Regions from separate parts of the Mus musculus genome. Here all the other regions are linked to region 1. A link is a loop called in an ENCODE intact Hi-C map of the cell type or tissue named here. Cell type or tissue: left cerebral cortex. All regions are shown on one strand. Region 1 overlaps Epb41l5 (erythrocyte membrane protein band 4.1 like 5). Region 2 overlaps Sctr (secretin receptor). Region 3 overlaps Ptpn4 (protein tyrosine phosphatase, non-receptor type 4). Region 4 overlaps Epb41l5 (erythrocyte membrane protein band 4.1 like 5).

Evidence for each region. Hi-C counts contacts between places; a loop is a spot of excess contacts. Peaks named below come from ENCODE experiments on the same cell type or tissue, not always from the same donor. Only the 100,000 strongest peaks of a DNase experiment are listed, where the experiment ranks them.
Region 2: it touches region 1 in a loop (3-fold over the local background); 9 of 42 quality-filtered maps call a loop at or near these places.
Region 3: a loop joins it to region 1, with 2.2 times the contacts of the local background. A loop is called at or near these places in 26 of 42 quality-filtered maps.
Region 4: a loop joins it to region 1, with 2.1 times the contacts of the local background. A loop is called at or near these places in 3 of 42 quality-filtered maps.

What each region holds. Positions count from the first base shown.
Region 1 is chr1:119,553,972-119,561,971 of GRCm38, reverse strand. Epb41l5 (erythrocyte membrane protein band 4.1 like 5) reads left to right here. Exons shown (of 25, transcript NM_145506.4): 21 at 6,830-6,920; 22 at 7,692-7,766. Among named protein-coding and RNA genes, the nearest start is that of 3830432H09Rik, 22 kb to the right of the region's middle. In left cerebral cortex, no CTCF peak of the experiment used is centred here; DNase peaks (open chromatin) are centred at 3,878 and 4,138; H3K27ac peaks cover 1,668 bases.
Region 2 is chr1:120,009,820-120,017,819 of GRCm38, reverse strand. The region is part of intron 1 of Sctr (secretin receptor); the gene reads right to left. Among named protein-coding and RNA genes, the nearest start is that of Sctr, 6.8 kb to the right of the region's middle. In left cerebral cortex, CTCF peaks have their summits at 1,427 (motif pointing left) and 4,481 (motif pointing right); a DNase peak (open chromatin) is centred at 4,503.
Region 3 is chr1:119,671,990-119,679,989 of GRCm38, reverse strand. Ptpn4 (protein tyrosine phosphatase, non-receptor type 4) reads left to right here. Exons shown (of 27, transcript NM_019933.2): 24 at 1,107-1,235; 25 at 4,293-4,441. Among named protein-coding and RNA genes, the nearest start is that of Epb41l5, 27 kb to the right of the region's middle. In left cerebral cortex, a CTCF peak has its summit at 4,776 (motif pointing right); a DNase peak (open chromatin) is centred at 4,811.
Region 4 is chr1:119,601,154-119,609,153 of GRCm38, reverse strand. Epb41l5 (erythrocyte membrane protein band 4.1 like 5) reads left to right here. Exons shown (of 25, transcript NM_145506.4): 12 at 1-37; 13 at 1,061-1,167; 14 at 3,899-3,926. Among named protein-coding and RNA genes, the nearest start is that of Epb41l5, 44 kb to the left of the region's middle. In left cerebral cortex, no CTCF peak of the experiment used is centred here; DNase peaks (open chromatin) are centred at 3,569 and 4,524.

The sequences.
Region 1 (8,000 bases):
CTCCTTTCTCTGTGATAACTCCAGCCTGTGTCAAGTTGACACAAAAGTAGCCAGTATACCTTTCATTTCAAATTTTATTAATCTGGATCTTCTCTGTCTTTAGCTAATTCAGCTAAGGGTTTTTAAGTCTTACTCATTTTGTCAAAGAACCAACTCTTTGTTTCATTATTTTTTTATTCTTTTTCTTTGCTTATTTCTGTTTCATTTATTTCAGCTCCAAGTTTGATTATTTCCTTACCACTATGTCTACTCTTTTGGGGTGTTATTTGTTCTTCTTGTTCTTTGGCATATGCCACTAAGTTATTAATACAAGATCTCATCAGTTTTTGTATGTAGGCACTTGGCCTCCTAGAACCGCCTTTATCAGGTCCTATAGGTTTGGGTATGTCATATTTTCATTTAATTCTAGAAAGTTTAATTTCCTTCCTGGTTTCTGTCTTGACCCATTTTTCATTCAGTCATGAGTTTGTATACTTTCTGTTAGTCCTGTTGTTGATAACGAACTCTAGTCCATGGTTGTTAGATAAGATGCTGAGTGTCTTGATTTTCTTGATTTGGTGAGATTTGCTTTTTGTCCACATATGTGGTCAATTTTAGAGAGTTCCATAAGCTTCTACTAAGAAAGTATATTCTTTTGCATTGGGTAAAATGTAAATATCTGCCAGTCCATTGGAATTCTCACGATATTTAACATCTACCATTTTCTGTTGAGTTTATCTGGCTGACCTGTTTATTGGTAAGAGTGTGGGGTTGAAGTCTCCCACTATGACTGTAGTGGTGTTTCTCTTATGAACTTGGGTGCCCTTGTATTTGGTGTACCTATGTTTTTTAAAATTACAGTATATCCTCTTGGTGGATTTATCCTTTGATGAGGACATAGTGCCCTTCCCTGTTTCTTCTGATTGGTTTTGGTATGGAGCCTACTTTGTCAGATGTTAAAATGACTACAGCCACTTGCTTCTTAGGTCCATTTGCTTGGAAAACCTTTCTTCAGCCTTTTACCATGTCTATACTTGATACTGAGGTGTGTTTCTTGGACCCTCTTATCTAGTCCAATCTGTTAGTGCCATTTTACTTTTGAACTGAGACTATTGATAATGAATTACGGGGGCTGGAGAGATGGGCTCAGAGGTTAAGAGGACTGACTGCTCTTCCAGAGGTCCTGAGTTCAGTTCCCAGCAACCACATGGTGACTCACAACCATCTGTAATGAGATCTGACGCCCTCTTCTGGAGTGTCTGAAGACAGCTACAGTGTACTAATGTGTAATAATAAATAAATCTTTGGGCCCGAGCAACCAGGGACTGAGCGTGAGTGGAGTTGACCAGAGTAAACAGGGCCTACCGGACCGAGCAGAGATCCTAAAAATTCAATTCCCAACAACCACATGAAGGCTCACAGGCATTTGTACAGCTACAGTGTACTCATATACATAAAATAATAAATAAAGAAATCATTATAAATAAATAAATGTCTCTTTAAAAAAATAATAATGAGTTACCAATAAGCAGTGTTTCTTGATTTCTGTTCTTTTATTTTTATGGTGTGGGTTATTCTCCCTCTTTAATAATCCCAGTTCTGGGATTATTTATTCCTTGTGTCTTCTTAGGTGTGGTTAATCTCTTCAGATTGAATTTTTCCCTCTAGTTCCTTCTGTAGAGTTTAGTTGCTAAATAGATACTGCTTAAATTTGGCTTTATTTATGGGATGTTTTTCTTTCTCAGTCTGTGGTTATTGATAGTTGTGATGGGTAGGAGTCTAAGCTGGCATTAGATAATGTTTGTAGAACATTCATCCCAGACCTCTGGCTTTCAGTCTTCAATGAGAAGTCAGGTGCTTTGGGCCTGCCTGTAAAGGCTACTTTGTCTTTTTTTCTGAACCTTTAAATATCCTTTCTTTGTTTTATGTTTCAGTGTTTCACTATTTTGGTTATTATGTGTCATTGGGAATGTCTTACCTGGCCCAGTCTGTTTGGTGTTCTTTTTACACCCCCCCCCCCCTATAGACTCATCTGTTTGAATGCTTGGCCCATAGGGAGTGGCCTTGTTAGAGAAAATCTGTCACTAGAGGGTGGGCTTTGAGGTCCAAAAGCTCAGTCACTTCCTACTGCCTGCTGATCCAGATGTAGAACTCTTAGCTCCTTCACTAGCACCATGTCTGCCTGCAGGCTGCCATGCTTCCAGCCATGAGAGTAATGGACTGAACTTCTGAAACTGTAAGCCAGCCCTAATTCAGTGTTGTCCTTTATAAGAATTGCTGTGGCCATAGTCTCTTCACAGCAATAGAACTCTAAGACAGCTTCTTATATCTTGTTAGGCACTACATTCTTTAGATTGGAGACATTTTCTTCTATGATTTTGTTGAAAATGTTTACTGTGTCTTTAACCTGGGTTTCTCTTCCTTCCACATTCCCTATTTGTAGATTTGGTTTTTTCATAGAATCCCAGATTTCTGGATTGTTTTGTGCCTGGTCTTTGTTTTGAACCTCTTCTGTGACAGAGTTAGCCATTTCCTCTATCTTGCTATCAAGGTGTTGCTGTCTCTTTCCATATCTTTACTCTGCTAGTGAGGCTTAACTCTAACTTTGTTTGACAGCGTACATTTTTTATTTCCAGGTGTTTTTTTTTCAGCGTGGGTTTCTTTAGTGATTCTACTTCTATTTTCATGTTTTAAACTGTTTTCTTTATTTCATTCCTCTGTTTCCTCTTGTTTTCATTAGTGGATTTATTAGTATCCTCTTTAAGGTCCTTGAGCATAGTCACCTGGCTGCTTTGACGTTCTTGTCTTGTGTCTCAGCTGTGTTGCATGTCTCAGGGCTACAGTAGGTCTTGGTAGAGGAATGTTGTCCTGGCTGTGCGTGTTTGTTCTGCAGTGAGGTCTAGACATCTGTAATTATGATTGAAGTGCTTCTAAGCATTGGCCTCTGGTTGTCTTTGGATGGGGATCCATTCTTTGATTGCTGTTTTAGGAGGTATAACCTCTCACGATCCTAGGTAGAGAGTTCTGCCAGTCAGTGGTTGGCAAAGAGGAATAGAGATGAGCTTGGAGAAATAGCTGAGAGGAGCTGTGGGAAGAGATAGGGTGATCCGGTCCTCACCAAAAGGCAGGTTACCCAGGGAGTAGAAGTGTGAGGGGAGGAAGGGCTCCCTAAAGTTGGCCGCAGGAAGACAAAGAATCTCTGGAGAGACAGGTGGAAGGGCTAGGAAGACCTTGGGGCTGCTTCAAGAGTCCGAGTGTTCAGTAGATGGAGTTGGAATGAGAAAGGAGGCACCTGTAAGCCGGCTGCCTCAGAGCTGAGGTAAGAGTAGCAAGATCATGGAGGAAGGAAGGATGGATAATGAAAATCACCTACCTGAGCCCCAGCCTTGTATGGCCACTGTGGGTCCTTGGTAGAAAGTCTTTCTAGATACTGGTGGCTAACACAAAGGAGTGGAGATGACTAGCAGGGAAGGCTGCGAGAGGATTGGGAAGGAGTTGAGCTGGGTCTGCATCAAGAGGCAGATAGATACCCAGGAATGTTTTGTCACTGCCCTGTAACCCAGGCTCCCGTGACCTGCTCCTATCTGTCAGTTGCTGGGGTTACAGGTAGAGGTTTTCTGATGAAAAAACTGACCTGTCCTTATGAGGATCCATTGGGTGGGAGGGATCATTTCTCAAGAGTCTCTGTGTGGCCTGGCTTTCAGTACTGAATAGTTAACACAGATGGCATAGATCTCTCTTGAGGTTACCTCACAGAGTTCTTGAGCTCATGTGTGTCTCTTTCCTAGCCATTTTCAGCTGGTGTTTATTCAGGCAGGCCTTCTGGCCCTTCTCCGAGACTCAACTCACTCTGCTTTCCTTGTTTGGCTTCTGCATTCGATGTTGCATAAACTCTGTTGCTCTGTGTAAGCACATTGATTTTTCTGCCTTGTAAATCTGCTGTTGAAAAGATGTAGAAAATTTTTAACTAAAAAGCCATACTTTTTTTCTGGCTCTAAGTTTCCATTTGGTTCATTTTTGTCTGTTGTCACACTGTTCTGGTCTCATGCAGTTCTTGTTTTCTGAGAGAATTTGACCCAGTTGAGCCCTTCGGCCACTGAAGTTCTCTGTGCTTTCGGAGCTTCTGCTACAGTCTTTCTTCTTGTGAGTGAGTCACAGTTTGTCACATTTAATTTGAAAAGTGGACATTTTGGACTTGATGATGTAATTCTCAAAGCTGAGTCTTAGGCTTTCTTGGTTCTGCCTGCTGTGTGGTTATATAATAGTTGGTAACTGTTCAAAGTAACACTTTGAGATGTCTTTGTTATCTGTGGTCTCTGATGCCTGCTGCCCTAGTTTAGAATTCAGCTAGTGATTTGACAGAGTTCATGTGACTAGAGCCAAGACATAAAAGAAAATGAAAAAAACCAGAGGAAAGTAGGGCTAAGTAGGGTTCTTAGCTTCCTAAGAACAATGTATTCTTTACAGAGGACCTGGGTTCATTCCCAGCACCCACAAGGCAGCTCATAACCGTCTATAACTGTACTCTCTTCTGACCTGTGTGGCACCATGGATGCATATGATGTGTGAACATATATGCAGGCATAATACTAATACACGTAAAAGTAAAAATAATGAATTCTTTAGGGTCCTGGGAAGTGACTCAGTGAGTAGAGGCACTGGCTGCCAAGCATGGCACCCTGAGCCTAATCCCTGGACGCACTTGGTAGGAAGAGAGAGCAGACTCCCACAGTTTGTCCTCCTAGCCTCCACACATGTGTGCAAGCACGCGTGTGCACACACACACACACACACACACACTAATGTAATAAAATGTTCTCATGGTCTTTACAGTTGTCTGTGTTGAGACATTGTGCAGCATTTAGAAGGCTTCCAGGGCTGGGGCTGTAGGGGTGCTGTCTCCCCTGTACCCTGAGCTCCAGTCTGCTTTCAGCAGGGGACCCAGAGTCCTACCTTGGCACATTCAGCATTTTCCAAATTGCTCCATTTTGTGGCGACTTCAGGGTTTTCCCCCCAAATTTCTTCCTCTGTGGCTTTCTTTGCCTCTCAGCAGAAGCCTAAGAGAAGCCTCAGTATCCTATGCTATCACTGCCTCCCTTGAGACAGGGTCTGTCGCTGAGTCTGGTGTTATCCTGGCAGCCAACAAGCCCAAGTGATCCTTGTGTCTCTGTCACCTATAGGGCTGGGACTACACGTCCTGTATGACCACACCCAGCATTGTTATATGGGTTTCAGGGATTTGAACTCAGGTCTTTGTCTGTGTACGGTAACACTCTTAAGCATGGGACTATTTCAATCCCAGATCCTTTATTCAGGTTCCTGTGTGGACTGTTTTTACTACTTTTATTATGTACATAAATTTTTACCATAAATTTTTATTGGTTTGCATGGTTTTTAAACTTTGTAAGATGAAATATTTTTGCTGTTTAGGTTTTTACATTTCTGAAATTTAAAATGTTACCTTTTGTTTTTTCATGTTACCTGCTGTTTAGAAGTCCGCCGCAGTTGTTCATTCTTCCTTTGCAGTGACCTTCCTCCCACAGCAGTGTGGAAAGATGCTGAGGTAGGGGCTGGCCTGCACATGGGCTGCTCCCCATGTGGTCAGCACTGTAAGCTGCACACGAGGCCACTTCTAGAGCATAGTCCATCACTTTAAAAGTCAGTATTTTATCGATTCCGTTTCTGAGTGATTTCCTTGACCAGAGGTGAAGTGACTTTTTTCTGTAGTATTCATTAGTTGGGACTTTTTTCTAGGGTTTTGTTGTTGTTGGTGGTGGTTTGGTTTGGTTTGGTTTGGTTTTTTTGTTTGTTTTTTAATGTTTTGAGACAGGATTTCACTGTGTAACCATGACTGTTATGGAACTCAAGTCTATAGACCAGGCTGGCCTCGAACTCCCAGGGATAAACTTGCCTCTGCCTCCTAAGTACTGGGATTAAAAATGTGACCACTGCTGCCTGGCTTAGTTGGGACATTTTCATCATTACTGTGTCCAAAGTTTTCAGTGACAGTAAAGATGAGATTTCCAGCCCGTTCTGATGACTTAGATGGTCAGCTGTGGGCCTCCCTCTCCTTTCCTGGCACTGAAACCACAGATAGACCATTGTTGTTCTCATCAGGAGATAAAGACCTGGTCGTATGCCAGGCCTGCAGGTCACAGGAAGGTCAGCATCCTCTTGTCTACCTGTTGCAATATCTGCAGAATCCTGGGTGTTACTTCTTCTGCACTTGCTCTCCACCCTGTGCTCTCACTGTGGCGCCTCCTGTTTCCTCACTCTTCTCCTTTGTGTTTCGTGATCCACTGAGCTTTCTCGGTCATATAGTTTATCACAGACTAGAGGGAAGAAGAAGCTAACAAAGCCAGGCTTTGTGGCACCCACATCTTTCTTCCCAGCACTTGGGAGGCAGTGGTGAATGGATCTCTGTAAGTTCAAGGCCACCTGGTCTACATAGTTCCAGGACAGCCAGAGCAAATAGTGAGATCCTGTCACAAAAAAAGAGAAAAGAGATCCTCCTCACTTCCCATCTTCTGTATAATCCCTCTGGGTTTGAAGCTCTAACCATACTTTTCTAAAGTAGATCACTCTTGAATTTCCTGAAGGCTTTAAACTCTACTGGCAACCCTTAGTTTTTAGGTCCTATGTTTCCTGGCCCCCTTAAAGACAAGTCTTTTCTATCATCTTAGTGTGACTGTAGGAAGGAAGCTATTGGACTCAGTATCTAAAGAGTCTGTGTTGGATATCAAAACTGAGTGTTCCTCCCCAGCTGCCCTTTCTTCCTCTCCATGGCCCCCGTATTCTCCTGGAGGAATTAGTGCCACCTTTATCCAGGCCTGCTTTTATTTCCTTCCAGTACTGCATTCAATGAAAATGATGTGCCCGTCTGTAAAGATTCCCTCACTCCGGTGCATGGCACAGCTGCAGACAGTGCCTCTGTACTAAAGGTAAGAAGATTGCTTTCCATTTTTCAAAAGACAATATTGAGTTTAACCTGTACTATAATGAGGGACAGCTGGTGACTTGTAGTTGGCACTGGGAATTGAGGCAAGAGGCACAGCTGAGCTTCATCTCCTGGAAAGACAAGAATCTTCTTCCCAGTCTCTATGCTGCTTGTGTCTGCTTCAGCTGGGGGCAGTCTGCTTGCTGGCTGTGCCTCTACCTGAAGAAACAGCACTTTGGTACACATCAATTTGTTTAGTAGTTGCCGCAAAATGATATCAACAATACATGTTTTCCTAGAGCTCTCTATTGTCAACAGTCCTGCATTTCCAACAGTAACTTCTTTTCTTACGTGATCACATTGTATTGCTGAATTGCATTGACTTTCTGCCCTAACGCAATGCATGGCCTGCATCTCACTGCCACCTGGGTGCCCTTTCCCTTCTCAGGAGGATTCAGCTGGGGCACCAGGACTCTCCTATCCAAACCTGCCAGGCTGGCCACAAGCCAGTCACTGTCTGAACTACCAGGCTTTATCTGTGTAGATGCAAGAGCTGCATGAATATTCACAGAGTACTTCTTTTTCTAGTTCTGATTATTGTATAGTTTCTTCTCCTTGAAATGGAATAATCATTCAAAGCTCATTTCTGAATTTCCCTTTTTGCTTAAAGGATCAATAATAGGTAGGGCCTGGTCACTATTAGAAATTCAGAGACTGCGAAGAGCTTAGTACGAGGGCAGTCATTCATGGACTCTTGGTGCCCTGTCTTCTTTAGGATGCTACTGATGAACTGGACGCCTTACTTCTTTCTCTGACAGAGAATCTGATGGACCACACAGTAACACCTCAGGTAAGTGTGTCTTGAAACAGCAAGGTCAAAAGACACTTGCTTTGAAAATGTTCTTGTTTGGTTCCAATTTTTTTTTACTTGATAATTTAGTAAACTTTTCATCAGAATTTTTAGGACTGGGGAGATGGCTTGGTGGGTAAAGCATATGCTATATGAGGACCTGAGTGTGGGTCCCCAAAACTCATATAAAGCTGAGCACAGTAGTGCACATAAAATGAGGTAGAAATAGGATTT
Region 2 (8,000 bases), 460 kb before region 1:
TGTGGTAGGCCAGCTAATACCAATTGAGCCAGAGTCCTACCTTTTTATTTTTTAGTCATATATTTTAATTCAACATGTAATTCAGGTATAGCCTGTGCTAATTTTTTTAAAGATGTATTTGTTTTTAACTTATGTGTATGTACCTGTGTGAAATTATGTATATGGAGTGCCCTTGGGGGAGGGAAAAGGACTCTGATCCTCTAGAACTACAGTTACAGGTTGTGGTAAACCACCATGTGGGTGCTGGGAACAGAACCTGTGTCCTCTGCAAGAGTAAACACTTTTAACCCCTGAGCCACCTCTCCAGTGGCTTCCTTTTTAAAGAACTGGTATTTGACTTGTCATTTCTGAATCTTTACGCATCCAACAGCGTCCATGTGAGGAATGGCACTCTCTGTCCTTAACTCAGTTAAGGCTGGGCCTGCAACAGCACACAAGCTTGTATTTGCTGCCGGATGGTCCTCTGACACCTGCCATCTCTGTCTTTGGATGTTTCCCAAATGGAAGATACGTTTTACTGTATCCTCTCCACCTGAGAGCCAAAGGTCCCCAGGAGCAGCCCCGAGTCTGTGTCGGTTGCTCTCTGTTGCCAGCTCACTGATGAAGCCAAAAGAGAAAAACACAGTTACCAAGTTTGGGATAATCTCTATGCTCTTGGATTCTTGGCCCTGCCATGGGGCATGTAATGTCAGCTTACCCTGTTCACCATACAGATGGACTTGAAGCTATAGGCAGCCACAGTTTGTCCTTGAGAAAACAATAGAAGAGTTCAGCCCGGTCTGGAGGTAGGGGCAGTGAAGCAGATATCAACAGGAAGAAGGAAAGACACTGCATCCCATTAACTAGTGTTAGTTTAATTATGAACTCTTAAGTCTGAAAGTTCCAGATCCCTTCTTAAAAACTGAGAGGCTGTGGAGATGACTCAGGAAGTAAAGAGTTTGTTATAGCCAGCAGTGGTGGTGCATGTCTTAAATCCCAGCACTTGGGAGGCAGAGACAGGCAGATTTCTGAGTTCAAGGCCAGCCTGGCCTACAGAGTGAGTTCCAGAGCAGCCAGGGCTACACAGAGAAACCCTGTCTCAAAAAACAAACAAACAAACAAACAAAAAAGAGTTTGTTATGCAACTGTAAGGATCACCAGAGCCCATGTAAATGCCTGGTAGGCATGGCAGCCTGACAGGAATCCCAGCACTCATAAAGTAGAGACAAAAACCTGTCTAGGTAAATTAACGTAACTCTCAAGCTCTGGGTTCACTGAGACACTGCCTCAGATAATAACCAGATGGGGCTGGAGAGGTGGCTCAGCAGTTAGAAGCACTTGCTGCTCTTGCAAAAGACCCAAGTCCACTTCCTAGTACCCAGGTTGGGTGACTTGGGTGACTAGCAATCCCTTGTAACTCCAGGGGATCCAGTGCCATCTTCTGTTCTCTTCAGGGAACTGCACTCACAGACTCACGCTTCCATGCAGAAATGCATGCATACACAGAAATAAAAAAATAAAATAAAATAAACATGTTTTTAAAGAAAGAAAGTGGAAGAATGATTGAGGGACTCACCTAACCTCAACCCCAGGCCTCCACATGCACACACTGAATGTGCTCTCACACACATGTGAACACACAGAAATGTGTGCATGCGCACTATATACACATGAAAAGAAAAGAAAGATAAGACAGAGATGGCATTCAGTGTAGAACTCTGACTTCCAGCTGCATTGCATATGTACACACACTTATAAGCACATGTACACACACACACACACATACACACACACACACCCCTAAATGCTGAAGAAAGCGAAAAAACTCAACATCATCATCTTGCTCTTCATATCCCATAATGCAATCACTTGCCTGACAACTTGAGTGTGCAAAGAAATGGTTTTGGTAGCAGAGCAAAAGAAAGAGTTTAGACAGTGAAAAAGAAGAAGGGATCTCACTGTCATCTGACCAGGTCAGAACACCAAACGTCACCATCAAACACTGATCGGCACGGCTATAGCCCAGCATCTGCTTAGCTGAGGACAGGAGGGGAATAGGTTATGACCTCCACTGTTGGAGCTCATGGTCTTCAGCGGGTACAGAGAGGTCAGCGGCCAGAGTGTGTGGTGGTAAGGGCTTGGTGGGAGGAGGAATAGGGTGGACAGTGCAGAGGGAGGTTGGGGGGACAGGTATGGAGACTGCAGGAAAGAGCAATGCTTAACTCAAGTGCTGAGGTGACAATAGTATGTCCAGACGAAGAGGGGTCAACAATGAAGGATCTCCAGGTGGAGAAGCAAAGCTTGAGTAGGATGATCTAAGTACAGAGAGGTGAGCTGGACAGATGGACAGATGGATGGATAGGTGGATGGATGGACAGACAGATGGGTGGCAGGGCTGCTGCAGAAGGTCATTTGGTGACATCAGCAAAGCAAGAGGACAATGACCATGGGGAGAAGGATCCTGTGAGGCTGAGAAGATGCAGCATGAGGAACCACACAGAGGCAGTTGGGAGGCGGGGACACAGGGGCAGAGCCAGGACAGAGCCCCCAGCTTCACATGCCTGAAGGGAGCTGCATTGCTCCGCCCCTCTGCCTAGGTCAGAGGGATGTGTTCTTCCTGACCCCATCTCTCTGTTACTGCATCCTTTCTGTTTCTCATACGATGTACTGCTATGACTTGGATGTGTCACTGAGGTTCTCCTGTTGGAAACTCAGCTCAGTTCCCAACATACACACATGCACACACACAGATACATACATATAGGTGTGTGTGTGTGTGTGTGTGTGTGTGTGTGTGTGTGTGTGTGTGAAGAGTTATCCTAGGAGTGGATTTCAAATGAAAGGATATTTGCACTCTCTCTCTCTCTCTGTCTCTCTCTCTCTGTCTCTCTCTCTCTCTCTCATACACACACATGCACATTCACTCATACATGCATGTACACACATACACACACACACCATCTCTTGCCTTCTCTTTTTTGTTTTCATTTTTTTACTGGATATTTTATTTATTTTTATCCCCTTTTCCAGTTTCCCCTCCGCAAACCCCCATCAACCCCCTCCCCCTGCTTCTATGAGGATACTCCCCCTCCTACCCACTCCTGCCTCACTGCCCAAGCATTCCCCTAAACTGGGGCATAGATCCTCCACAGGACCAAGGGCCTCTCTTCCCACTGATGCTCTAAAAGGCCGTCATCTGCTACATAAGCAGCTGGAGCCATGGGTCCCTCCATGTGTACTCTTTGGTTGGTGGTTTAGTCCTTGGGAGCTCTGGGGGGGGTGTCTGTTGGTTGATATTGTAGTTCTTTCTATGGGGTTGTAAACCCCTTCAACTCCTTCAGTGTTTTTTCTAACTCCTCCACTGGGGTCCGTGCTCAGTGGTCAGCTGTGAGCACCCACATCTGTATTTGTCAGACTCTGTCCTAGCCCTTCTTCTTCTATGATGACATAGACTGAAGGACCTACCTAGAGGCAGCTCCTCAATATTGGATTCTCCATCCTCTGAAACTGTACTAAATACATCTCTGAGCTGGAAAGATGCTCTGTTGGCCTGCCAGCATGAGGACCTGAGTTTGATTGCTAGAATCCGTGTTAAAAAGCAAGACACAGCTATAGGTTCTTGCCATCCCAGCCCTGGAGAAGTGGAGACAAGTGAATGCTAGGGTCTCACTGGCCCGCCAGCCTGCGTCAGCAATTATAAGGCCAAAGGAGCGATGTTGTCTCACAAAAACAAAGTAGATGGCACATGCATCTGCATGTACATACACATGCATAAATAGGCACATGTACATGCACACACAGTCCAAAAAGACAAACGGACAAAAACAGTATAAAATGGTGATTACATGGAGCTTGGAGATGAAGGAAAGGGAGAGCTACTTAGTTGATTTCAAGAACTCATCACACACACATATACACATGCATGTACACACACGTGCGCACACACACACACACAAAAGAGATGCATGTAAATTTGTTTGACTGTGGTGACCATTTCATAATGTACATCAAAACATCATGTCCCCTTATGCAGGTGTGATTTTTAATTGTGTGAGCATGTATATACGTATATGTAAGTATATATAAGTATGTGCATGTATCAAAGCTGGGGGACAACCTTGGATGTTATGCTCCTTTGATACAAGGTCTGTCATTGGCCTGAAGCTTACTGGTTAGGCTGGACTGTCGGGCCAGCAAGCTCCAGGGACTCTCCTGTCTCAGTCTCCCTAGTGCTGTGATTTTAATCATGAACCAACCTCCACACTTGATGCTTTGACACGGGGATAAAAATCAGGTTCTCCTGGTTGCCAGGCAAGCATTTACTGACTAAGCTGTCTCATCTTTCATTCAAAACACATACAATTTTAAAGATTTTTTTTCAAAAATGTCTAGCAAATGGGGCTAGATAGAGGCCACTGATAAGCCTGATTCTGTGGGTGCTGAGTAGGAGCCAGGCTGCAGCAAGATAAAATGAAGGTTAGGAGCCCAGAAACAGCCTCCAAGAAGCTGGCCACCAGGGGGCAGAGCTGGGACTGTGGAGGGAGGTGTGCAGAGAGCTATTTTACCAGCCCTGAAGGGACTGGACAAGCTGAGCAGTTAATGAGAGGAGACACTCAGTGTGACCCCACTTCTGAGCAGAATCTGAAGAAGTCAGGCACAGAGAAGCAGAGCTGGGAGAGACCTCAGTGGGTGGCCATGCAAGGTTGGATCACCTGGGGAAGGAAGCTCCTGAGGTATGCGTCAGTGGTATAGTTTGGATCTAGTATGGTCCCCAGTGTATTAGAGGCTGAGTTCCTAACTTGGTGTTATTTGGAAGGTCGTAGAACATTTAGAAGGCAGGAACTAGTAAAAGACAGGTCAGTGTGTGTAGAGGGGAGGGAGAAACGCATCTTAGTTTTGTTTCTGTTGCTGTAATAAAGTACTCTGACAAGAGCAAAGGGAAAAGGGGGTTCTTCCAGCTCACGGTTCCATACTCCCTCACTGTTCTGTGATTCGGTCCAGCGTGGCAGCGGTCTTGGCAGCGGGAGCTTGAGCCAGCTGGTCCCCTCACATCCACAGTCCCAACAAATGCTTGCACGCTAACGCTCAGCTCTTCTCTCTACTTCTTCACAATCAGAATCCTCTACCCAGAGAACGGTGGCAACCTCGAAGGCGTTCCACCTTAATGAATGTGATCTGTATAATCCCCAGACATATTCCCTGAGGGCAACCCAATCTAGACAGCCTTCCAGGGATAGTCTCTGCCCAGGTGACTCAAAACTGGGCCTCGCCATGGACCAGAACAATAGGCTAATTGACCATGAACGGAATCTCGTGATCCCATGTGTTTGCTTAATGACGAAAGCTGAGCAACACAGATAGGCAAGGTCTAGGGACTGCTCATGACAAGATGGCAGTGCCATGAACTGAATGTCTATGTCAGCCCAGTTCATACACTGAAGCCCTCACACCAGTGTGCCTGTAATTGGAGACAGAGACTCTCAGAATGTAATAAATGTCAGTAAAGGGGTAAAGGTGGGGGCTGAACTGTAAAAGATCCATATTCTTGTAGAGGAGACAATATCCACCCAGCAGGCTCCCTGGACAGGCCACAAGAGAACAGAGGAGCTACCTAGAAGCCAGGAAGTGAACCCTCACAAGACACTGGATGTGCTAGATCTTGAGTAGACTTCAGCTCCAGAATATAGGAAAAGAATCCTTTGTTGTTTATGCTAGTCATTCTGTGGTGTGCGTGTGTGTATGCGTGTGTGTGTGTGTGTGTGTGTGTGTTCACTCACACAGGTGTACCAAAGATCAACCCAATGTATTATTTTATTCATTTGCTGCCTCATTTTTGTTTATTTTCTGTTTGTTTGTTTGTTTGTTTGTTTGTTTTGAGACAGGGTCTTTTACTGGCTTGGATCTTACCAAGTAGGCTGGGCTGGCTGACCCCAGAGCCCTAAGGTCTGCTGGTCTCCACCTTTCCAAAGCTGAGAACCATTATATCTGATCTTTTTAAACATGAAATCAAACTTAGGTCCTTGTGCTTGCTAGGCAAACACGTCCCCAGCCCCCGGTGTATGGGTTTTGTTAGGACAGTCTGGCCAACCAAGATGAATAGGAAGGAAAGTAGCAGAGGGTTCACAGTAGACACATCTATCAAGCTAGCTGCTCTGAGGAAGCCGGTCCAGGTAGTCATGACTCTCAGGAAACAAAGAGCAAATCCATCAGCCAGAAATGAGATTGTGAATCAGGAGGGCAGGAATTCAAATAGACAGGTCACATGAGCATGTCTCTGAGAGCAGAGGGTGAGGGGAGCAAGGTGGAAGGTTCCAGAGAGAGTCCTGGGGTTAACTGAGGTTATGAGGCCAGGTTCCCATCCTAACAGACTCATGTTCCTATAAGGGACAGGATGGTCTGGGCTGCAGGCACGACTGACTAGGCCTACCTATCCCCATTAGTGTTCAGAGTGTTATGTCAGAGTGGTCTGTTGAAGCCAGCAGCCCCAGGATCGTCTCACTTTTTCAGGTTTACCCAGTGCTGAGCTGCCTTGTATTTATTGTAAGCAAGTACAGGTAGATAGGATCTTAGTGTTGTGAGTTTGCCTTGGGTACCCCAGAGCCAGGTGAAGGTCAGTGTCCTTAACACTGCACGGAGACTGGGGCCCAGTGATGAGACACTGGAAGGGGCCACCACAGCGGCAGAACGGCAGACCGCTAACCACTCAGACCAGCAGGGGTACTGGGAAGCTGGCTCCGATGTTGGAGAGTCTCTTTCGGAGCCATCGATGAGAAAGCAGGGACAAGGAGAAAATGCCAAAGCAGGGCAGTGAGAACAACACATTCTCTGCAGTCTCTTAGCTATGCTTATGTGTTAGTTAGCTTCCCACTGCTCTGACGAAGTAGCAGAGAAAATCAGCTAAGGAGAAAGGATGTATTTTGACCTAGAGTGTCATTTGAACTGGTGGCATCAGAGTCTATCATAGAGAGAGCACATGACAGAGGACACTGCCTGCTTCAGGATAGCCAGGAAGCAGAAAGGAGTAAAGGAAGGGCCAGGGTCACAGTATCCCCTAACGTCCTCCCATTAGACTCTACCTCCCAAGTATGGTTATCTCCTGATTGTTCTATGGGCTGGGCAACAAGTCCAACACACAGACCTTTGGGGGAGTATATAAGGTTTAAGCTATGAGGACGGGGAGATAGCTCAGTGGGTAAAGCGACTGCATTCTAAGTTCAACGACCTGAGTTCAATTCCCAAGAGCCCACATAAAAAAGCCAAGCATAGTGACACATACTTAAAATGTCACTAGTGGGAAGTAGAGAGAGGTGGGTCCTTAGTGTTCTCAGACCGCTCTTCCCAGCCAAATCACTGAGTTCCAAACCTCAGTGAGACTCTGTCTCAAAAAACCAAGATGGACAGGATTCTGAGGGATGATGCTCAAAGTTGACCTCTGGCCTCCGAACACATTTTCACACAGACACACATACACACACACACACACACACACACACACACACACACACACACACAATCCAAATTCTAATAGCCTGTTTCCATCACTGGACTCAAAGTCTCTGTCATCACAGTGCCTCAAATCCAATCAGCAACAACTATTTTTAGTCCTGCTAATGTACCTCTCAGAAACACAACAGACCTTAAAGCAGTAGCTGTCACAGAGGGGCAATTCCCCTCCTTGTATTCATAGAGTATATGATAGTGCCTGATGATATTTTCTGTTGTCACGGCTTTGCAGAGGTATTCCTGGTGCCTAATCTAGGGAGACCAGAGATGCCACTCAGGCTCATACAATGCACAGAACTACTATATCTTGTCCATATGTCAAAAGCATCAAGGTTGACCTGGGGGGTGTGGCTTAGCTGGTGCTTGCTAGTATACATGAAACCCCGGTTCCACCCCAACCCCAACCCAGCAACCTGTACTCAGTAGGCAGAGGCAGTGGGATCAGAAATTCAAGATGGTCCTTAGTTACATAGGGAATTGGAGGCCATCCTGGGCTACATGAGACCTGTCTCAAAAAC
Region 3 (8,000 bases), 120 kb before region 1:
TATACTCAGAACATCCTCTTGTAGCCTTTTATCTTTTGTTTTGGTTCCATGCTTTGAATCATTACAGCTAAATACTTAAGACTGTGATCAGCACAATACTAGCAACACAAATATTACCATTCTTTTCATTGTATTTATTTAAAATCAATACTTTAAATTTTAAAGTTTAATACTGAAGAATATTTGGCAATAATAGTAACTGAAGTAGTGATAATAAAATTTGGGTGACACTGAAGAGCTTTATGCTGAATGAGAAATTGTTAACAAAACAAAAATTATTGTATAATTCCATTTTTATGGAACATCCCAGATTGGTTCTTCATATGTACAGAAAGTAGATTAGTAGATACCTAAGTCCAGGTTTGGGAAAGAGGATGGAATGGGTCAGAAAGCATAACAGCTACTAAGGAATATATGGGGTTTTTATGGCACAGTGAAAATGAACTAAGAGTTTAGGGAATGGTTACACAGTTCTATGAAGTGTACTGAAAGCAGTTGCACTTTAAACGGGTCAGTGATATGAAAATAGAGCTAGGATATATAGCACATACACATATGCACATGTTCCTACACACCTGTGATAAACTCTTATCAGGATGTAGCCAAACAGATTGTTTAGAGAAGGTTTTTAAAGGTCAGTGAACAGCCAGGCAAGATGGATAACTAAGTAAAGTGCATAGGGACCTAAGGTGAGATCCCCAGTACTCACCGTAACATTTAGATCTGGTAGCTTGCATCTGTAGCCCTAGAGCTGGAGGGCCAGAGCAGAGATAAGCAGATCCCTGTGCTCATTGACCAGCCAGCTTGCCTAGCCATACTGAAGAGCTACAAATACAGTGATAGACCTTTTCTCAAATAAACAAGGTAGTGAGTGATGGAAGAGACCACAGTGCTACATGTGTGTGCATACACACTCATATATGTGCACAGTAACATTCATACAATACGCACCTGTACACACGAAAATATTAGTAGCTATAAGATGTATGAGAATTAGTTCCTATAAATTTGAAAGTTCTTAAAAAATTAGATCATTTTGAAAGTTGGAGAATTCAAATTTATGTCTTAAATAGGTAATTTTCTGTATTCAATCTGTTGACAATCAGGTTAAATGTCACCAGTATTGGCCAGAACCCTCAGAAAGCTCATCCTATGGATGCTATCAAGTCACCTGCCACTCTGAAGAAGGAAACCCTGCCTATATCTTCAGGAAGATGACACTGTTTAACCAAGAGGTAAGAAGTCAAGAGTGTCTGTGTATAAGAACTGCTGTAAAGACTTTGGAAAATGAAAATGTTTTTAGTCTGAGACTAGTTACTAGGAAACAAAAGTTACTCAACTGGTGACTAGAAGGATGGATCATCAGTTAAGAACAACACTTGCTGGGGGCTGAAGGAATGGCTCAGAGGTTAAGTGCACCGACTGCTCTTCCAAAGACCCTGAGTTCAATTCCCAACAACCACATGGTGACTCAAAACATTCTTTAATGGGATCCGATACCCTCTTCTGGTGTGTCTGGAGATAGCTACAGTGTGCTCATATATACATAAAATAAATAATTCTTAAAAACAAAACAAAAGAACACTTGCTGATTAGTCATAAGGAAAATTCAGATCGCAGCACTGATATAATAAGCTGGACATAACTACAAGTGCCTGTGACCCCAGCTCTGAGAATTTAGACAGAAGGATCCCTGGGGCTTTCTGAGTTCTATCTAGCATAGCTCTGAGCAATGACCAGGTTTAGTGAGAGATACTGTTCTAAAGGAATAAGAAGAAAGTAAGAAAGGAGGATACCTGATAACTTTTCTGGCCTCCACATATATATAGTCCACATACATGCACATACACACACACACTTTATTTATCTTTGCATAGTTCTGAGGTACTCTGGTTATATAAATAAAAATGTCATGGCTAGATATAGCTAGCTTTATATAGCTATAGTTAGACTAAGAAAAAGGACTATGTTGAAGATAGAAATCACTATGCACACATACACACACACTTGCCTACCTCTTGGTCATCTAGCTAGGAAAATAAAGATTAAAATAAAGAACTATCTTAATGATTAACCTACAGATTGGTACATTATAATTATAAGCTAGACAGTATATCCTTAATTTATTCTTATTCAAATAAACTTTAGCCGTTTTCTCCCTGTAAAGTTTAGCTTCATTTACTGTCCGATTCCTTTTCTATATGTTAGCACATCATCAGGCTCCTTCCTTATTGGCTGTAAGAGAGCCAGTAAGGCTGTATGTCACTTGTCATTAATCATACCCTTGGAGTTCCTGCCTTCAAAAGTTTTAAGTATTGGTGGGAGAGACCTGGGCCTTCACAGTCTTATGTGGCAGTTTCTTTCTTCCTTTGGCTTTGTTTAAAATGGCCGTCAGTGTTACTAAGTGTTGTGGTGCAAGTATTTAATCCTAGCTTGAGCCAAACATAAAATGTTGAGCCAACATAAAAATGCACACACACAATGCTGGGCGGTGGTGGCGCATGCCTTTAATCCCAGCACTCGGGAGGCTGAGGCAGGTGGATTTCTGAGTTCGAGGACAGCCAGGGCTACACAGAGAAACCCTGTCTCGAAAAAAAAAAAACAAAACAAAACAAATAAAATAAAATAAAGTGAAATAAAATAAAATAAAATAAAACTGCACATACACTGATAGATAGTAGATCGGCAACCTCCACTCCCAAAGTCTTGATTGACTTTGACCTTCATTGAAGGGGCTCTAGCCAGCCTGTCAAGCCTGGCCCTTCTTTCTTGTTTTCTCTTCCTGTGCTAGCCCAAAAGGCCCATTTCCTTATTAGTCCACTTTCTCCTTCTGAAACTGACTACGAGTCCATTTATCAAAGTATTGAAGTCCAGCAATCTAAAGCCCCCTTTGGCTCACCTAATTAACATGCCCAATTAAAATTAATCATCTCACTCTGACTCTTCCCCTTTTACCTTTATAAACTGCCAAGTCTGTCTCCTCTCTGTCCATAGGCAGTCCTTTGTCAGCACCCACCCACTCCCATCCCAAGGACAAATACTCCTTCCCCCTCTCCTGTTTCCTATCCTTTCTCCCTTAGCCTCTGTCTTCTGTCTTTCTCTCTTATTTATGCCCTTTTCGCGAACTTGGTCTTGGTGGTCTGAGTTGATACCTGTCTTTTCATTCATGATCTGCATTTAACATAAATGGCTGTCCACAGACTGAGTGATGTTGAATGATAGTTATATCCTGTTTTAAAGTGTGTGAGTCAGTAATTTGATATGATTTAGTCTTTTTAGGAAACCTTTTAAACCTAAAGATGCTGTGGAGCTGTAGGTGTCCTTTCACTTTTCACTTGAAGGAAAGAACCTCTGAAATATTAAATGCCAAAACTGGCAGAGTTAGGATTTGAGGATTTGAGCCAGAGTTCTTACTTTAATTATATCCATCATTGCTCCCCTTACTGCAGCCAAGTATATATATATTATATATTTATATACTCTATCTGTATATTTGAGAGATTTTGTATTTAAATGTTTTATTATACTCATTTATGTGTGCGCAAGTGTTTGTGGTTTTGTCATGGTGCACCTGTGGAGGTCAGAGAGGGCAGAAGACAACCTAAAGGAGTCTGCTGTCTGCTCCACAGTATGTGTCCCAGCAATTGGGTTGAGATGGTCATTCTTGGCCATAAGCACTCCTAGCAGCTGAGCCATTTCATTCTCCTGGGGCTTTGATGTCATTCCTGTCATGGAATAATTGTCTCAAGTTTTGTTCATGCTCACAAAGTGTTTACTTTACCATCTTTGTTCACGTGGAATCCCTATTAGGTAATCTTTTAAGCAGTTCTCTGACCTTAATTTATTTGATTACCCTGTTCAAAATGCCTTAGACATAAAAATTGAGTCATTAAAGTATAGCAATGTTGCCAGGTGGTGGTGGTGAACACCTTTAATCCTAGCACTTGGGAGTTAGAAGTAGGTGGATCTTTATGAATTTGAGTCTAGCCTGATCTACAGACTTAGTTCCAGGACTGCCAAAAGCTATACAAAGAAACTGTGTCTCGGAAAATCTTTACCAAAAAAAAAAAAAAAAAAGTATAGCAATGTAAGTAGCTAGTACTTACAAGGATACAACTATTTCTGTGAAATGTTTTCCTTCAGTTCAAATGTTGTATTTAAGTGAGTTTATACACAATGGCAAGACAAAATGGAAAGGTGGTTTTATTTCCTTCTAAAGCTAAAATGGCATGAATTTTATATTTTAAAGGTAATTCCTAAGTCAAAGTGTGTAACTTCTCATTTTCATTTAGAAAAATGAGAGCCGTCAACTTACTCAGATTCAGTACACAGCCTGGCCTGACCATGGAGTACCTGATGATTCGAGTGACTTTCTGGATTTTGTTTGTCATGTACGAGACCAGAGGGCTGGAAAAGAAGAGCCCATTATTGTTCATTGCAGGTACTTTATTTCCTGTCCTTAAGAAATGAATAAGTACGTTGTTGGGAATGCATTCTGTATTTTGGCCTTTTGTTGTAATAGAAGATGGTAGACAATGGAGAAAATTCTAATATAATGGTGTAGAAACTATGTAAAAGGATAAAAACAATAGTTATTTTCTGGTTCTCCTGTTTTAGTCTCTCTTCATTGGAATGTGTCTTATAATTGATGGTAACTTGGATATGATGAAATACTGACATCGTTTCCATGTGTTGTATTGCTATAACAAGACATTTGAAACTTGGTAATTTATAAAAACAGGAATGTAGTTTTCAGTTTTAGATTGCAAGGCTAAGTGTGGCCAGCAGAGGCTGCTACTCTACAAACTAGGGGAGCTAATACAGTGCAGAGCCCTGTGGGCCTCTGAAGCTTAACCTGTATGACTAGCAGCAGATCCAAAGTGGCATCTTTCTTTCTGCCACTGGGTCACATGTGATAATATCTTAATATATACCTTTAGTGGTAATATCTTAATGTTTTCTTATTTTAACATTTTTGAGAAAAGGTCTTGTATAACCTAACCTGGTCTAAATGCCCTTACGATCCTCCACCAATTCTGGAGTTGTACATGTATACTATACTGCCACCCCATCTTACAAAATAGAATTTTTGTGTTTTTATTTTTTTTAAATTTCATTTCCATGTTTAACTGGTTTTATTTTTCATTATTCAGCAAGCTTTTTTTGTTTTGTTTTGTTTTGTTTTTCAAGACAGGGTTTCTCTGTATAGCCCTGGCTGTCCTGGAACTCACTCTGTAGAACAGGCAGGCCTTGAACTTAGAAATCTGCCTGCCTCTGCCTCCTGAGTGCTGGGATCAAAGGTGTGCGCCACCACGCCCGGCTTTTCTTTTCTTTTTAATCTCCTGTTTTTTCCTCCTCTTCTTTATTTTAATATTTTTTTTATTATTTGTTAAATTGACATCATACATCCCAATTCCACTCATCTCCTCATCCCTCCATATATACCCTCTGCCCTTGCAACCTTCTCCCAAAAACAAATGAAATAAAACCATCTCACTGTGGGAGCTGCAGCGGGTCACACAGTGTAATCTGTTCCCACACAGCTTTACTTGGAAATGGTCATCACAATGAGTCGTTGCTCCAGCATCAATACTGGATCCTTGCCTGGATATCCTTTTAGTGCCCTGTGTCATGGGCATTCGACAACTTTGGTTCTGTAGAACCTGCCCCTTCCCACACTCCAGTGTGTGTGAGTTCATCAGCCTCCCCACCCCCCACCCCCAGCTCTCCTGTGCCCATGCTAATGGGGCCAGCTCTTCCACTTTGCTCTAGTGGGGGATTCCTCCTCCGTTTTATAACTTATTTCTACTCTTCTTTTTCCTTTTACTTAACACTGTTTCTTGTGTCCCTTTTTCCTCTCCTTTCTTTCTTTATCCCATTCATTACTATTTCCACCTTTGCTATAAATGATTTTTAACTTCAGAGTATACTTAACATTCATTTTGCCATTTTTTTCTTCTTTGGTCATTGCGGGTGTGTTATGGAGTTTAACCAATTTCACTGTGTTTCGATATCACATTCATTGTGGGGTTACCAATTTGTTTTCATCTCCCTGAGTAATATTGGGGGTTTACCCTGCAAGAATAGTCTGCTAGGGAGGAAGATTCCCAAATAAAAGTGGAAGAAAAATCCATACCAACAAAGGCACAAATTAAGACACAGAAATACTCCTCAATTACTAAATTCAAACATACTAAAACAGGTAAAATATTGGATAAATTCAAACATTTTCCTGTAAAAATCATTAGTGACTTTAAGGAAAATACAAATAAGCAGATGAATGAACTAAGAATTTCACATGGGGCCTTGGAAAGAAAACTGGCAACATAGAGGAGAAAGTAAGCAAGTGGATAGAAAAGTTAGCTTACACATGAATAAGAAATTAATCAAGGAAATCGAGATGTACAAAATACAAATAGCAATGTTGGAGATGAAAACTTTGGAGGAACAAATTTTTAATAAATATAGAAAGTAGACTGCATCACCAATGGACTAGACGAAGTAGCAACAATAAAAGAACATCAGGACTGTAGGCAAGCCTGAAGAATACTATGCAAACTTGATTTAAAAGCCCGCCTTTAATCCCAGTACTCTGGAGGCAGAGGCAGGTGGATTTCTGAGTGCGAGGCCAGCCTGGTCTACAAACTGAGTTCCAGGACAGCCAGGCCTATACAGAGAAACCCTGTCTCAAAAAAACCAAAATAAATAAATAAATAAATCAAGCAAGCAAGCAAGCAAAAAGTCACAACCACAATTTTCAAAAACTGTAGGATGTTATCAAGAGACAGAATCTAGGAATCTGTGGGGTAGAAGGAATCAAAATTAAAATTTCATAACATTATGAACTAACCAGCACCCCGGAGCTCTTGACTCTAGCTGCATATGTATCAAAAGATGGCCTAGTCAGCCATCACTGGAAAGAGAGGCCCATTGGACACACAAACTTTATATGCCCCAGTACAGGGGAACGCCAGGGCCAAAAAAATGGGAATGGGTGTGTAGGGAAGTGGGGGGGGGGGAAGAGGGTATGGGGGACTTTTCGGATACATTGGAAATGTAATTGAGGAAAATATGTAAAAAAAAAAAAAAGGAAAAAAATAGTTCTATATTTTTTTCTCTATCATGTCATAAGGATTGTGAAGATTAATTTTAAAATTAGGTTCCTAATGTCATGACCTTATAAATTATATCTATCTCCTGTATGACTCAGTGTGTATGTTGCTTTTAAAGTAGTAGAGGTGCATGTATTTGGACAACATGAAGAGTCCAATGGATAAAAATTAACACTGTTGACTATGTTATGAGTACAGAGACTCAAGACTATGTATATTCAGGCACAATCTAATGATGACCAATCTTACTTATGTTTAAAAATTTGATTGATCTCAAATATAATTCATTTAAACATTAAAAAAATTTCATCTAGAAAATCTATTCAATGAAAATAAAGCAGTTTTCCAAATCTAGGGAAGAAATGAACATCTAAGCCCAGGTGTTATTTAGAACCCCAAATTACATGACCAAGAGAGAACCTCTCCATAGTACAGTATACTCAAGATGCCAAAGTGTAAAAACACAGCAATATTAAAAACTGTAGAAGAGGGGGCTGGTGAGATGGCTCAGTGGGTAAGAGCACCCGACTGCTCTTCGGAAGGTCCAGAGTTCAAATCCCAGCAACCACATGGTGGCTCACAACCATCTGTAACAAGATCTGATGCCCTCTTCTGGAGTGTCTGAAGACAGCTACAGTGTACTTACATATAATAAATAAATAAATAAATCTTTAAAAAAAAAAAAAAACTGTAGAAGAGCCAAGCATAGTGGAACATACCTTGGTGCAAAGGAAGTAGGATCTTTGATGTTCAGGCCAGGCAGTACAACATAGTAAGCCCCTTTTCCAAACAAGACAAACACTGTAAGAGAAAAGACAGTATCTCACAACAGCAAGCATAGTGACCGGAGAGATGGCTCATCAGTCAAGAACACTGGCTGCTCTTGTA
Region 4 (8,000 bases), 47 kb before region 1:
CAGGATTCATTCGACTAGGATCCCGATTTAGATACAGGTTCAGTTCCCCAAGTTTTCACATCACTCTTAACTCTTGATTTTACTGGGGTAGAAAAGAAGACACGAGAAATAAAGTATGTTGCCAAAGATATCCACTGGCCAAAATTTTTAAAGAAGTATTGTTATTGTTAATAATTTCTTGACTAGATGGGAAATCAGTTATATTATTGTTATTTATATTAATAAATTTTATATGTAATAAGCCACAATTTAAATTTATGTAACAAGGTAAATTTTCAATCTGACAGGTTTATCTCATACAGAAAATGTATGGGACATTAATATGAACAATACTGTGGCTGAAGGCCAGTTGGCTTTTACCAGCTCCTCTGTCATGAACTGGAAAATGTCTGTTATATTTGAGTAGCGGTCAGTTTGAGTCTTCAGTTAAAGCAGGGATGACAGTGCCCATAGTGTAACGAGTCAGCCACAGAGAGTTCTGAAGATAATTTCTGTTCTACCATGTCAGAAATGCTGAGGGATTTTCTTAGCTGGCAAACAAACAAGTACAAAATTGTTTTTTTAAGTGTATCTAGATACACTTTTGTAGAAATAATCACAGAAAAAGTAACTTCAGTTGGGCCTGAAGATGTAGCCCATTGGTAGAGGGCTTGCCTAGCATGTGTAAGGCCTGAAGTTTAATCCACAGGACCATCAAAGAACTAACCGGAAATCTTGTTCCGGATTACACATTTTGTATTAATTCCTATGGCTAGGAAAGGAGAGGTGCTTCCCTGATAGCATGGACATTTTCTTCTGTTTTAATAGGTAATATATAAGTCTTTATACATATATATAGGTGATATATATACTTAGAAGAAATCCTATGTTATTAATGTTATGTATAATACCAAAGCCTGGAGAATAAAAAATATTTGGATAAAGAGAAAAACAAAACTATCGATGGCAGTAGTTCCCTTCAGCATGCTTCAGTGCAGGATAATATGTATGCAGACATTTTACTCTTCTGCGTCTGGTTGCCTCATACTGTCTTCCTGTTGACTTGCTTCACTTATTTTAGTGGAAAAACAGAATATCAGACCACAAAAACTAATAAAGCAAGAAGATCAACCTCCTTTGAAAGAAGGCCTAGCAAGCGGTATTCCCGACGGACGCTGCAAATGAAAGGTGAAGTGCAGCCCTGCTCCACAGGCTTGTCCTTCCTTCCTGGACAGTCTTCTTGTCCTCACACTTCCTGTTTGCTGGAGAGGAAGCTGCCTGAGTTTTCTCAAGTCTGTTTTAGTTAACTAAAACCATCTTTGTCTGACTTTAATAAGCTGCGTAATATTGGTCCTGTAATTGGCTGACATTAAACTTGGTAGTAATCTCAGTGCAGATGTTCTGGGCAGGGTCACACTTAGTATGTCTTCAGTAGAGTGGTATTTTCTCTCTTGTGTCTTTCAAATCGCGTGATGAAATGCAGTTCCTCCCCTTGGATATTTTTCTAATATTAGCATGTAATGAACATATTTAAATTTTTTTTATTTGTATGTGTGTGTGCACATGCAAACATGCATGTGTGGCATTTTATGCACCCTATAAAGGCCAGTACCCTGGCTTGGAATGTAGGCAGTTGTGAGCTGTCTGGTTTGGATACTGAGACTTGAAACAAGACCTCTGGAGGAGCAGCAGTTACTCATAACCACTGAGCCATTGCTCCGGGCCCAAAGAAGATTTCAGTAAAGATTTTTCCATATTAGGCTGGTAAGGTGACTTACGTGTTAAGTGCACTGTGCTGCCAAGCCTAATGGCCTGAGTCATTTCCCAAGACCTACAAAATAAAAGGAGTTCTCTTCTGACATACACACACCATGACATATGTGTTTCACACAAAGACACAGAGAGTAAGACAATATAAAATGAGTAGATGAAAGCCAGTCATGATGGTGTATGTCTTTAATCCCAGCACTCAGGAAATAGAGGCAGGCAGATCTCTGTGAGTTTCATGCCAGCCTTGTCTCTACTACAAAGTTACTTTCAGGACAGCCAGGACCGTTAAACAGAGAAACCATATCTTGAAAAACCAAATAATAATAATAATAATAATAATAATAAATAAAAAGTATAAATTATATTGTTCCATATTACAATTTACTGTTGAGAAATCCCACAAAATAGAATATTTATCAATGTCTGTTGTGAATAGATATTTACAACATCATAAATGTTATCTGGCATTTAAAATATTTTAACTCTAAAAGAAGTGCATAGTTTTCATTAAAAGATAAATTTAAGTCATCTATAAGATGGAACACAGGGCCCCCAATGGAGAAGCTAGAGAAAGCACCCAAGGAGCTAAAGGGGTCTGCAGCCCTATAGGTGGAACAACAATATGAACTAACCAGTACCCCCAGAGCTGATATCTCTAGCTGCATATGTATCAGAAGATGGCCTAGTCGGCCATCAGTGGAAAGAGAGTCCCCTTGGTATTGCAAACTTTATATGCCCAGTACAGGGGAACGCCAGGGCCAAGAAGTGGGAGTGGGTGGGTAGGGGAGCAGGGCCAGGGGAGGGTATAGGGAACTTTCGGGATAGCATTTGAAATTTGAAATGTATATAAAGAAAATATCTAATAAAAAAATGTGCTTTAAAAAAAAAAAAGATAAAGCTTGGTGGTGGTGGCGCACGCCTTTAATCCCAGCACTTGGGAGGCAGAGGCAGGCGGGATTTCTGAGTTCGAAAACAGCCTGGTCTACAGAGTAAGTTCCAGGACAGCCAGGGCTACACAGAGAAACCCTGTCTCGAAAAACCAAAAAAAAAAAAAAAAAAGATAAATTAAAACTTGTGTTTGGATTTCTACTGAAGCATGTCTACTGTCAGGTTATCATCACCACTTAACAAAAAACTGCCACGCGCTGACTGTGGCGGTGGGTTTTTAAATTAATTTTTCTGACTGATCTGTACTCAAGTTTTTGAGTGGTTGTAAATTTAAATATATGGTTATGAGTTAACATAATTAAATGATAGTTTAAAGCCTTAATACTTCATCCTCCTACTGACAGAATTCAGAGTTAGTTGCCTTAGTCTATGAGACTTAGAGAAAGTTACTTTAAAAGACAGATGTGAGCTGACAGTTTAGTTCATGAGTGAAGTTTCTTGTCACTCAGCTTGACCTGAGTTTGATCTGTGGGGCCCAGGTCATTTCAGAAAGAGAGAATGGACTCCCACACATTGTTCTTTGACCTTATGTATGCTCTGTGACACTGACATACACATGCAGAAATACATTTTTTTAATGGAATTTTAAGACAAATAGATGTTGGGCTGGAGAGATGATTCAGGAGTTAAAAGCAGATACGCTCCTCCAGAAGTTCTTAGCACCTCTGTGAGACAGATCACAGTCACCTGTAACTCAGGCTCCAGGGTCATCTCAGACCTCTTGCCTTCACAGGCTCACTGGGTGCTTATGTACACACTCACATACATGAATTTTTACATAAGTCTTTAAAAATAGAGTAGGGTGCTAGAGAGATGGGTGGGTGGCAGCTCAGTAGTTACGAGAGCATACTGCTTTTACAGAAGATCTGAATTTGGTTCCAGCAACCCACAAGTGGCCTGCAGGTGCCAATAGTAACTCCAGCTCCAAGGGATCTCAGGCTTTCTTTGGAGCTCCGGGTACACTGCACCCACACACACGGACTCAGGTCCACAGAAATAAAAGTAAACCCTTGAAAAAGAAAGGAATAGACCCTCAGAGTGACTGCTGCTGTTGGCCTTCCTGCTCTGACCTGCAGCACAGCCGATGGCTGAGAAGTATGTTTTATAGAGCAGTGAGTTGAGCTTTTACTTTGAATAGTAAAGCAATTTGTTATGCAGGGTGGACTAATAAGATGTTCTCTCTTCTCTTCTCTTCTGTCAGCCAGCACAACACAACCTGAAGATCTTGGGTAAGTACTGCCTTGTAATGTAGGAACTGAGAAGATTTATATAGTTGCAATTGTTAATTAAACAAATATTTGTTGAAGGCCTTGCAAAATGTCAAATTTTCACAGGCATTAGGATTATAAGAAACAAAAACACACCAGATGAATTAATATTCAGAAAAATGAAGCTGTTTACAGAAGTAGAATAGGGTAGGAACAGCTATGTTATTAATTTCAGAGTGTCAGAAGAAAGGTGGGTTTCTAGGTAAAAGCAATTTATTGTAGGCTAAATACAGTCATTGTATATACGTAGTTCCTATTTTCCCATATTGTTTCTGTAAGATCAGTACTGTTGTGCCTGATTCCTTTCTCATTTAAGCTGATCTCTTCTCCTTTCGTTCTTTGGTCAGCTGAAGACTCAGTTTGTTAGCCTTTAATTGATGTTTGCTCTAATATTTGTTCCTTCTCGTTTCTTACAATTTAGTTTGCTCTGGCTGCTTCCTCCTCTTCCGGGGTACTTCTTCTGTTACCCAGAGCCTAGTGTGACCAGATGGGCAAGTGCTCTGCCACCGCTGCCTCAGACCGCTGCTGTGTTTTGTTATTTTCTGTTGGTTTTTAAAACAGAGCCTCACTTTGCAGCCCTAGCTGGCCTGGAACTTAGTTGTTTGAAGCCAGGTTTTTTGTTTTTTTTTAAGATGGCCCACTGGCCTTAATTATGTGGTCCTTCTGCCTTAGCTAACTAAGTGCTGGGCATTAGAATGATGCAGCACCCACCCAGCTTCCTTGTCCTTTTGGTGTTATCTTAAAGTGGGGTTAAGATGGGCTATGTAGGGCTGGCCAGATGGCTCAGTGGTTAAGAGCACCGACTGCTCTTCCAAAGGTCCTGAGTTCAAATCCCAGCAACCACATGGTGGCTCACAACCACTCGTAATGAGATCTGACGCCCTCTTCTGGTGTGTCTGAAGACAGCTACAGTGTACTTACATATAATAAATAAATAAATCTTTAAAAAAAAAAAAAAAGATGGTCTATGTACCCTACACTAAATTTCAACTCTGTCCTGGTAATCCTGGTGGGATTACAGGCCTGAGCCAACCATACCCAGGATAACGTCTTTAAATACATAAATAACAATTTCAGCTGTAAGGTTCCCCTTGAGCACTATTTAGTTGCATTCTGTAAACCTTGGTGTGTTTTGTTTGCATTTTTGGTTTGTCCCACTTTATTTTCAAAAACAGCCATGTATTTGGTGTCTTCCAGATGCTTATTAAACAGTTAGAGTCAAAGCTGGGTGTGCTGGCACACAAGCCTTTAATCCCAGCACTTAGGAGCCCAGAGGCAGGTGGGTCTAGATTTCCATGAGTCTGATGCCAACCTGTTCATAAAGCAAGATCTTGTCTCAGGAAGGATAGCAATAACAGTAGTAGTAGTAATAATAATAATAAGTGGCAATGGTAATAATAATAATGATAATACAAATCAGATTCAGACCAATACCTATAAACATAACTTTGTGTGGGATGTGGCTGAATGGGTCTGTCTGTCTGTGTGTCTGACTTAGAACTCTTCAAAAGAGGTTTGTTATTTTCAGATACTGAGTAGTCATTTTATATATACATATAAAAGTTAAATATATATGTGTGTGTGTGTGTGTGTGTGTGTGTATAATCTACCCTTTTTTTAAGATCTATTTATTGTTATATGTAGGTACATTGTAGCTGTCTTCAGACACACCAGAAGAGGGCATCGGATCTCATTGTAGATGGTTGTGAGCCACCATGTGGTTGCTGGGATTTGAACTCAGGAACTTTGGAAGAGCTCTTACCCTCTGAGCCATCTCACCAACTCCTCTACCTTTTTTTTTTATCTTTCCCTGAACTATTTAGAATCTGTGCTTGTAAGGAAATTGGGAACTAATGTTGTCTCTGTGTTTTTAAATGGTGTTGTTTTCTTTAGTAGGTCATGTCTTACTTTCCTGAAACAGCCTGGGACATGGCATTTGACCTTAAAGAGTAGCAGAAATGGGAACAAAATATTTAAGCAGTGACATGATGTGAAATAGTTAAGGATTTTATTTGCAAAGTAAAAAAGCCTCTTCTGTAAGGTGTTCTGAAGTACTAACTTTTAATTACAGCACAGTGAGAATAAGCATGGTCTCTTTCCTAGAATTGAAGTTAATTTCACTTTAGTGGATAAATGTCATTTTCTCTTCGTTAGTGATACTTTTGACTCTAGAAGACCACAGAAACAGGCTACTGGTGGCCCTTTGGAGGGAGGAAAGGGAAGGGAGTCATGATATAATTATGTTATAATCTCAAAAATTATACAAAACAAAATTGAGTGGCTCACAACTTCAGGTGATCTGCGTTGGCTTCCAATGACACAGGTGTATGTACTCATGCATAGACACATGCACATAAACGTGTGTGCGCGCGCGCGCGCGCGTGTGTGTGTGTGTGTGTGTGTGTGCGTGCGCCAGTGTGTGTGGGCTTTCAGAAGTTAAATGATGAGAGAGTGCCATCCCTCCTGAAGTAATCTCATATAGTACTCTGGAAAACCTGAGTTTGTGTTGGCATCCATGCCCTTTGCCCTTGCCGTTCTGTTTGCATGACTGGTTTTGCTCCAGTGGACTGTGGAGAACAGCCATTTTTATAGGGTACAACTATTTGACCTAAGATGTTTCTTGACCTTGTACTCTGCTCTTGAATAGAATATACCAGTTTGAGTAACAGTTTTGTAAGTCTGTCTTTTTCCTTGTAATATTTCCCCTTCTTGTGAGCTTGAACTAAAAGTACACTGAGAAAAGTTAGTGTTTTAAAGCATAGTTGATGGTTTTGTTACAAATACGGTTTCCTCCCACTGGAGCTTCCTTCTCCTGAGTGAGGAGACTGAGCAAGTGCCTTTGTACCTGGGTTAGAGCAGCGCTGAGACAGGAAAGGGGAGGAGAGTAAGTAGGTGCTGTTCATGAGCAGAAAATGGGTCAGTTGTTGCATGTGGGACTCTCCCGAGGCTCTTCTCTAAGGTGCTCGGAATATACATTTAGAATCAGAAACCAAGTTACTACTAAGTGTCTTGAATTAACTTCAGTTGTCTCTTTATCACTATTGCTTGGTTTGTTTGCTTGTTCTTGTCTTTGTGGAACTAAGCCTCAAAACCAGGTCTCCTGGATGTTAGACGAGCTTTCTACCAGTGAGCTACGTCCCAAGCCCTACTTTTTAATTATTAAGTTCAGATTCAAAACAGGAAGTTGCGATTTAGTTAATATGACTTGATTTTTTTTCTCAAGTTTAATTTTTTTTTTTTTTGTTACTACTGAAGTTATTAAGTGCTATAAGAAACGTTTCAAAGTAAGACGTGAACCATAGACTCATTGAGGCTAACTTTTGCTCCAAACAAGTTCGGTGAGATTTTACATATAGACTAGGAAGTCACTTTAATCAGGATACTGTAGTCTGGGAAGAGCAACCACAGCTCCATAGCAAAAAAGGGCAGAGGGAGCTGGGACTGGATGATAGGTGTCCTAGACATTGTTCAGCATCCTTAATAGTGATACTGTAACTGAGATTCAGTGCTGAAGCATGGTAGCTGCTCTTCCAGAGGACCCAAGCTTCACTCCCTACTTGCACATTGGGCTGCTCACGACTGTGTAACTCCAGTTCCAAGTGATCCAAGCCACCTTCCTGCCTTTTCAGGCACCCTCATACATGTGTGCACATAAGCATACACACACATACACACAACATACATGTAAATAAAAATAGAATGAATCTTTTTTAAGTGTGAGGGATAGAATTATTTTTAAAAATTAACCTATAATAAATGAAATATGGGGAAGGAAAACCAACCAGTTAGGTCAGTAGTTCTCAACCTGTGGGTCCTAACCCCTTTAGGGTTACATACTTGCTATTTACATTACGATTCATAACAGTAGCAAAGCTACAGCTATGACGTATCAACAAAATAACTTTATAGTTAAGGGTCAGCCACACGAGGCACTGTGTTAAAGGGTCACAGCATCAAGAAGGTTATGAGCCACTGGGTGAGATTATATAGACTTCTAAAAACTTCAGAGATCTGGAAGAGAGAAACTTGAAGGTT